Regions from separate parts of the Homo sapiens genome. Here all the other regions are linked to region 3. A link is a contact called in ENCODE Hi-C or POLR2A ChIA-PET data. All regions are on one chromosome and are shown on one strand. Each heading gives the region's core, a stretch centred on a gene start or an enhancer-like site at or near the end of the contact. The rest is flanking DNA. Distances are from core to core; before and after follow the strand shown. Region 1 holds the start of IFNLR1 (interferon lambda receptor 1). Region 2 holds the start of LDLRAP1 (low density lipoprotein receptor adaptor protein 1). Region 3 has its middle 3.9 kb from the start of MIR4425.

Region 1 (2,700 bases), core at 91-2,590, 830 kb after region 3:
CGCGGTTAAACTCAGAGCAACTTTTGGACCCACCAAGCTCTGTGAAAATCATTTTCTCTTCCAAAAACTGATGGGACCAAAGCTGATCCCAGTTTCAAATAATTATCAAAAAATTGGAAACGAAATATGATCAGAAAAGAAGAAAGTTGAAAAAGAAAATCCTCATCACCCAAAGACAACAACCATTAATATTTTGGTAATTATTATTCCAAATATCTTTCTATGCATACAGACAGACTCACACACACACACACACACACACACACACACTTTTTTTTTTTTTTTTGAAACTGAGTTTCACTCTGTCGCCCAGGCTGGAGTGCAGTGGCGCGATCTCGGCTCACTGCAACCTCCGCCTCCTGGGTTCAAGCGATTCTCCTGCCTCAGCCTCCCTGATAGCTGGGATTACAGGTGAATGCCACCACGCCCGGCTGATTTTCTGTATTTTTAGTAGAGACGGGGTTTCACCATGTTGGCCAGGCTTGTCTCCAACTCCTGACCTCAGGCGATCCACCCGCCTCACCCTCCCAAAGTGCTGGGATTACAGGCGTGAGCCACCGCGCCCGGCTACACACACACTTTTTTAATGGGCCTATGTTTTAGCACTCGCTTTTCTGTTTCTCAGTGTGTTGCAAACACCTCGGTGTCGATACACACCATTCGGCAACGTCCTCCTAAAGGGCCGCATAATATTGCGCGTCGTGGCGTGTGCCTTACTGGGAAGCTACTGCTGTCCAGGTGAACACCACAGCCTTCGGGGTCAGAAAGACAGCTTTCCCCAGAACAAGCACCTGAAGCTCTGGGGCCTGCCGCTCCCCGGGAGAGAAGTACGTGGAGAAGGGCAGCACGGATCCGCCGGGATCCCCGGGGGCATTAAAGGGAATCGCGTGTGTAAGGCGCGGAGCTCAGCATCCGGCTCAGAAACGCGCTCGGATCCCGCCAATGGCATTGAGGCCGCGTAGCCAAACCGGCCTTGAACTCTCCCTAATCCTGCCAAAATGGCCCGTCCTGGAGCACTGGACTGGCCGTGGGTTATTGATCATCAGCCGGTTTCTTCCCCTCCCCTGCCCTTCCCCCGTGCACGGATTTACTGATTTTTTTTTCCGGGAATTGAGTAAAACAAAACTAAGTGCAGATGAAGCAGAGGTACGGGCGAGTTTCGAGCGCGGGGACCGGCGCGCTCCCCCCCCCCCCTCCCCCCGCGGCGGGGCTGTCCCCAGGGACCTTCTCAGTGAATCCTAGGCGGCAGGGACGGGCCCGCGGCTCTGCGGGCCATTGGCTGCCGACTGCGTCACCTGCCCGCGGTGGGCTAGGAGACGGGAGGCGGGAGGCGGGAGGCGGGGACCTGGGCCCGGGCGGGGACGCCGCGGCAGGAAGGCCATGGCGGGGCCCGAGCGCTGGGGCCCCCTGCTCCTGTGCCTGCTGCAGGCCGCTCCAGGTAAGGGCGCGGGGCCGCGGGAGGGAGGGGGAAGAGGGCTCCCCGGGCCGGGCCGCGCCTACCCTCGGACCCGGAGCTCCTGGGACAGGCACGGGGTCCGCAGCCACCCGAGCCGGGTGCGAATCGGCCCTGCCTACGCGCCCCCAGTTTGCTTCTTCCCAGGACTGAACAGAACCGGGTCTTTGATATTCCTCTCCCGCAGGAAACGAATCCAGTTTCCTAATGCTTCCAGCTTCAGGAGAACTGGAGAAAAAAGACAGCGGCAGTTTGATACTGCATATTTTTTAATAAAGTGCTTTTTAATGTTTCCTAAAGAAAGCACTGATCCCTGCGTGAAAACCACACTTGACCCTAAAGTGTGGACAGCAGGGAAAGTGGGACCGATTGATGTCCCTTCCCGTTCCTGCCAGGCCTCTGGTGGGACGGAGCTCTGGTCGCCTGTGCCCTGCTTTCTAACAAGACGGCTTTCTTTTGGTGGTGGTTGTTGTTTTGTTGTTGTTTTGTTGTTGTTGTTGTTGTTGTTGTTTTCCCACCTCTACTGATGAGTAAGGTGTCAGGTACAAAATTCCTCGCCGTAGGACCCAACCACCAAACCTCACCGCCCACGACTCCAACCGAAGCAGGGAAGAGAAGGTCCAGAAATCGCCCCCAGGATATTTTCCTAGTCTTGGACTCACAGTTTAAAGAGCTGTAAAGGTCCCTGGGCATAATCCAATCATCATAAAAGCCTATATTTATTCAGCAACTTCTTTGTGCCAGGCACCGCATTATTCTGGAAGCCTCACGACCCAGCCATCCTCGGAGGTAGATATTATTTTTACTTTTCCGATGGGAAAACTGAGGCTCAGAGCAATTCAGGGAATTCCTCAAGAAGGATGGCAGAGGTGAGGCACACAGAAGAGAGAAGAGGGGCTAAAGCAAGCCTGGCTAGCTTTTGCCTCCAGGGTAGGCACGTGGGACAGGCTGTCCATCCACTGGGTCACTAGGCCAGCCAGGGATGCTCCAGCCCCCAGTGCCCACAGCAGCGTTCTCTGTGGCTGATGAGGGACCGTGTACCTGTGTGTGGAGGGAGGGTGGGGTCTTCTGTTCCCCTTTCACTGTCAAACCCAGACCTTCTTGTACTTTCACCTGATAAGTATTTAATATACACAACACTAACTATGGTGTGATGATTTAGGAGTAAGTACAGCCAGATCTAAGTTCAAATACTGGCTCCCACACAAACTGACTGTGTAGCCTCAGGCAAGTTAGTTAGCATCTGT
Region 2 (2,700 bases), core at 51-2,550, 520 kb before region 3:
GAGCTCGGGCTCCCCTGGCAGAGCCCTGTAAGGCCAAGAGGGGATGGGATGAGGGGGTGCTGTACTGTCAGTTGTTTCCTGATGAGGGGAGAAGCTGTGGCCCGAAGTAGGTGGCAGGGAGGTGGGAGTGTGCAGCAGTCCTGGGCTCTGGCTCCAAAACCAGCAGGAAGGTGTGTGTGACCCCAGGCAAGCCACTCTCTTCTCCCTCCCAAACAACGAGACCTGCGCTAGGCTGGGTCTTCTGGCTTCAGGGGAAGGTGCCAGGTGACAAGTTCCCTGAGCGTAATCAGAGACTGGGGGAGAGAAAGGGGGGGAGGCCCCTCCCAGCCTCCCAGACGCCCCAGGGAGAGGTGGCGGCGAGTCTGTCGTTTGCCTGGGCACCCAAGGGACTCTGGAAGCCCGAGGGGAAAGGTGCGAGAGAAAACAGGTTTCAAAAATAGTCGGGACGCCAGGCTTGCCACCTGGACCCGGCTAGAGGAAGGGACGTAAGGGTCTAGATCGCCTGATGTGGGGCTCTCCCGAGGCACCCCAGGCGGGGCCTCGTTCCCAATTTCAAGTACGTACCTGCGACCCCGGGCTCACACCTGGATGGGTGTCTGGGCACCCGGAGTCAAAAGTTGGCCCGGTGGGTCGGGCAGGGGGCGGGAGAACGGGCCAGTGGGCTCCTGACCGCCGCAGCTGCTGGCTGGGGCGCAGGGGTGCGGGACGGGGGCGTCTTCCCAAGCCCCTGCGCCCTCTCCTCCTCCCCTAGGCACCGACGACGAGCGCCTGCCTCCCCCTAGCTGGCCAGGACAGCAGGGCGGGAGGTGCCGCGGGTGGCGGGGGCCTCTTCTCCCAACCTGCACCCCACCCCATGCCGGCTGCACCTGAGGACCCCGAGCTCGGGCTCCTTCCTCAGCGCTGCCCCTCCTCGCAGCGGCATCGAGCGGCCGGCGAGTAGGTGCACAACTTGACCCCGGCCGACCCCCTGCCCCGCAGGGCCGGGAAAGGGCCACGCCGGGACCGGAGCGCCGGTGAGGCCCCGCCTCTGCCCAACTTGGCCGCACTCCGGGCGCCCGCGGAGGCCCCGCGCGCCTCTGCCCGATCCCGGCCCGGCCCGGCTGACGCGCGCACACTCACTGCGGTGCCGGCCACCGCCCCCCCAGCTCTGCTTGGCCAAGCTGGGGCTCCGGATCAGCGCCCGCCCCGCCGACTTGAGCGCGTCCATGGCCCGCTCCGGCCGCCGCCGCCGCTGCCGCAGCCAAAACTCCGTCAGGAAAAACTTTCCGCCCGGCCCTGCGGCGCGCGGGCTGCGCGCTCCTCCCCTCCCAGCGCCAGCTCCGCCGCGGCGTCCGACGGGGCGGGGCGAGAGAGGACAGGCCCCGCCCCCAGACGGGCCGCGCCCCCGACGGCCGGTCTCGCCCCGCCCGGTCCCTGTCCAGGCTCCAGGTCCAGGCACCAAGAGTTTCCGAGGCCGCCCGAAGGCGCCAGAAGATAGCAAATCGCAAGCCCTAGACGCCCCCGCTTTCCTCCTTTTCCCCAATCCCCACCCCGTAGGGGCCTGAGGGCCTGAGAGCAGCGGCCTAGGATTTCCAGTGACCATTTTACAGATGGGGAGACTGAGGGCTCCTCCAGTGGTGAAAGATCTTGTTCAGGGACAAAAGCAATGCGATGTCCAGGGCAGTGGGAGACTTAGGAAATAGTGGAGGCTGTAAGCCAGGGATATCCAAACTTTTGGCTTCCTTAGGCCACATTGGAAGAAGAAGTGTCTTGGGCCACACATGAAATACACTAACACTAACGACAGCTGATGAGCTGAAATATATATATATACACACACACTCATGTTTTTTGTTTTTCTGTATTGTTTTTTTTCCCCTGAGACAGAGTTTCACTCTGTTGCCCAGGTTGGAGTGCAGTGGTGCGATCTCGGGTCACTGCAACCTCTACCTCCCGGGTTCAAGCTATTCTCATGCCTCAGCCTCCCGAGTAGCTGGGATTACAGGCATGCACCACCATGCCTGGCTAATTTTTGTATTATTAATAGAGATGGAGTTTTACCATGTTGGCCAGGCTGGTCTCGAACTCCTGACCTCAAGTGATCTGCCCGCCTCAGCCTCCCAAAGTGCTGGGATGGCTGTGAGCCACCACACCCTGCCCAAAAAAATCTCATAATGTTTTAAGAACCTTTACCAATTTGTGTTGGGCTCCATTCAAAGCCGTCCTGGACCTCACATGGCCAGTGGGCCACAGGTTGGACAAGCTTGCAGTATAGACCCTTGTTAGGCGCAGGGTCGGTATATAAAAATTTGCCTTTAGCAAGTCCAGCCAGGCACTTTACTCATCCTCGTAGCTCCCAGGCTGCTCCCTGGCACCACCTGAGCATGCTGGGCCACCCCATGCCCCCGCAACTTCCCAGGTAGCCTCACAGATGGTATGATCTGGAACGTGCCCCTGACACTGACTTGCTGTGTGACCTCAGGCAAGTACTTCCCCTCTCTGAGTCTTGTTTATCTGTGAATGAGAGTCAATGCTATCTCTAGTGATCCTTCCAACCTGCCAGGGTCAAGAATCTGCATGACCTTGACCCTGACCCCAAGCTGCTTCCTAGGAGCATTCGGAGGGCAGTCTGAACCCCAGAATTGCTCAGGCACAGATGTTCTAACTCCAGGATTGGAAGGATTTGTTCTAACTCTCTAGGATGCCATGCCTTCCTTTCAA
Region 3 (2,700 bases), core at 186-2,685:
CAGGACCAGGCTCAGTGAGGACTCATGGACCGACTGATCTGGGGATGTGGGTGGCAGAAGCTGCCCCCTCCCTGTCTCTAACGCAGTGCCCAGCTCGGCCACCTCACGAGGCCACTGTCCTCTCAGACTCCATGTCTGCTTCTGTGCAATGGGCAGCAGGGGTGGGAAGAGAAAGGCTTGTCCAGGGCCACAGTGGGGCTAGAGGGAGCAGCCAGGCCCCTCAGCAGGCCTGCTCCTAGCGCCAGGGGCCACATCCCCACAGCCTCCGCTTTTGCAGAGGGCAGGGGAGACAGAAGTCACCGAGAGGAAGTAGAGAGCCCTCCCCAGACCCATCTGAGTGGGGCTGCCAATCGCCGGCTCTGGAGCTTCGAGCAGGGCATGGTGCCACGCCTCTCAGAACCCCATTTTCTCATCTGTGCAGCAGAGACCCCCCGACTCCAGAGGGCTGCTTTGAGGGTTAAATGAGCAAAATCTCGTGAATGTGTGAGGAATAGTCATTATTTCGATAGGCGTGATTGACATTTTTCTCACTAGAGTGTGAGTTCCAGGGGCAGGGGTTGTGCCTGACATTGGTAGGTGCTCAGTTGGTTTGTGGAGTGAATAAACGAGTGTAGAGGGAGCCGTTCTCTTGGCCTGTGCTGGAGGCTTCCTGGGGCCTTGTTCAGCACATGTGTGTGCTCACGTTTGTGTGCACCCATGTGTGTAGGCATGCATGTGCATGTGTATGTGCAGGCATGTATGTGTGTGCACGTGTGTGTAGGCATGTATGTGAATATGTGTGTGCAGGTATGTATGTGTGTGCAGATGTGTGCATGCAAGAATGTATGTGTGTATGCATGTGTGTAGGCATGTATGTGAATGTGTGTGTGCAGGCATGTATGTGTGTGTAGGTGTGTGTATGCAGGTAGGTATGTGTGTGCATGTGTGTGTGGGCATGTATGTGAATGTGTGTGTGCAGGCATGTATGTGTGCGTGTGCAGGCATGTATGTGTGTGTGCAGGTGTGTGTGCGCGCAGGTGTGTGTGCAGGCATGTGTGTGTCCGGGCATGTACGTGTGTGTCCAGGCATGTATGCGTGTGTGCAGGTGTGTGTGTGCACAGGCATGTAGGTGTGTGTGTGTGGGCATGTATGCATGTGTGCAGGGGTGTGTGTGTGTGCAGGCATGTGTATGTGTGCAGGTGTGTGTGTGTGCAGGCATGTATGTGCGGGAGTGTGTGTGCACGCATCCACATGCCTGCACACTCCTGCATGCGGGTCTGGCCCCGGTGTGGAAATGTGGGTCTGTGCATGGCCTGTCTGGGTCTGTGTTTTGCATATGGGTCTGGCATGTGGCCATTTGCATGTACTTCTCAGTCTGTGGGCCTATAGCTATGAGTGTGCTCACCCCACAGGTGTCCAGGCTTGGTCCGGAGTGAGGGTGTCTGATTATTGGTGTATGGCGGGTATGGGAGGTTGCCTCCTGCTCTCCTGACTCCCTCTCCCCAACCAGGACTCCAAGTTGTGAGCCCGCCTGGGAGTGCCAGACTATGTAAAACAGAGACCAGGCCCAGGGAAGCCCCTGCAGAGTGGCCCCTGGGGACTTCCAGGCCCCTCCTCCCTGGATGCCCCTCCCCTCAGTAAAGCCTTCTGCCCCTTCCAAAGTCTCATGACTCTCCACTCAGGGGCTTCCTCTCATATCTGGGGGCTGCACACAGTGCCCAGATTTCCCTGTCTGCCCTCTCTCCCACCACTGCTTTCAGCCCCTCTTGCAATGCCAGGCCTGGCGTCTCCCTCCTTCCTTTCTGAGGCCCCCGCTTCACTTCTGCACAGTTCCCCCAGCTGCTTTTGTGAGCTCCACTGTGCGCCAGCTCCTGGGCCCTGGCCCTTCGCCTGCATCATGGTTACCACTGAGAGAGCTTCTAGCTGAAGCCCCATTTTACCAATGAGGAAACTGAAGCTCAGAGAAGTTAAGGAACTTGTTCGAGGTCACACAGCAAGTGAGTGAGAATCAGACACAAACAAGACTCCAAATCCAGGTCTCTTTCTCATACAGCCACACCACCACCATGCTTCAAGTCATATCAATGACTGAGCCTCACTGGGAGGACCGTGTAAACCCCTTCCCCAGATGGACCCCAGGGGTTCAGGCACCTCCCATATCCATGGCTCATAGGATGAAGGCTCCTGGCTCTGGAAAAGGCCTCCTGGCCTCCTTGTGGAGGAACTCAGGCTCACCCTCTGCTCCTGGCGGAGCCATGTTTGGGCCTGGAAACCTCCAAGCCTACCCCAGTTGGGCCAACTTGAAGCCCCCAGGTCTTCTCAATGCCACATAGCACTTGCCTGGCGGGCCCCATGGAGAGGTCAGAATCCCCTTCGGCAGGGTCATTACTGTTTCCCCAGAACACGCTTCCATTTGGCAAGGACACGTGTGTTGGGGGAGCCATGTGGCTTTGATTTAAATTTCACCCTGGAAAAACGATGGTTTGGATTAAGGGAAGAAACAGTTGGTGAAATGTCATGGAAAGAAAGGAGGGGAGAACAGGGAACCTTTGTAGCAAGAGCAGCCCCCAAACTTTCAAACCCACATTCCAGAGGTTTCTGAAGGCCTGCCATGCAGACCTGACCTCCTACCCCAGCATGCTCCTGTCCTCTTCAGTAGCAGTGAGGTGTCCTCAGGAGATATCCCACTGGTCCTGCTCCCTCCTCTTACAGAAGCTGAAA

What was found. A loop is a pair of places that touch in the nucleus more often than their neighbours do. ChIA-PET counts read pairs that join two places held with the same protein, here RNA polymerase II (POLR2A). Pooled maps may share reads with other maps.
Region 1: a loop to region 3 is called in a map with no recorded cell type, with 14 times the contacts of the local background. The contact joins the promoter of IFNLR1 here to the enhancer-like site in region 3. A Hi-C loop is called at or near these places in 1 of 168 maps with a recorded cell type or tissue (B cell), 12 of 37 single-sample maps with no recorded cell type and 8 of 50 pooled maps. POLR2A ChIA-PET finds 5 or more read pairs at or near these places in 2 of 52 experiments (activated B cell and activated CD4-positive, alpha-beta T cell).
Region 2: a loop to region 3 is called in a map with no recorded cell type, with 5 times the contacts of the local background. The contact joins the promoter of LDLRAP1 here to the enhancer-like site in region 3. A Hi-C loop is called at or near these places in 2 of 37 single-sample maps with no recorded cell type and 4 of 50 pooled maps.

What each region holds. Positions count from the first base shown.
Region 1 is chr1:24,185,929-24,188,628 of GRCh38, reverse strand. IFNLR1 (interferon lambda receptor 1) reads left to right here and starts at 1,340. Exons shown (of 7, transcript NM_170743.4): 1 at 1,340-1,438. The coding sequence starts at 1,381. RefSeq lists a silencer at 1,078-1,567.
Region 2 is chr1:25,542,206-25,544,905 of GRCh38, reverse strand. LDLRAP1 (low density lipoprotein receptor adaptor protein 1) reads right to left here and starts at 1,300. Exons shown (of 9, transcript NM_015627.3): 1 at 1,120-1,300. The coding sequence starts at 1,207. RefSeq lists silencers at 801-980, 1,011-1,470 and an enhancer at 1,571-1,630.
Region 3 is chr1:25,018,275-25,020,974 of GRCh38, reverse strand. No RefSeq gene overlaps it. Among named protein-coding and RNA genes, the nearest start is that of MIR4425, 3.9 kb to the left of the region's middle. RefSeq lists enhancers at 1-370, 629-1,525, 1,483-1,642, 1,683-1,752, 1,843-1,952. Within about 2 kb of position 1,435, at least 3 of the 41 ENCODE cell types and tissues checked have a DNase peak (open chromatin) inside an H3K27ac peak, as active enhancers do.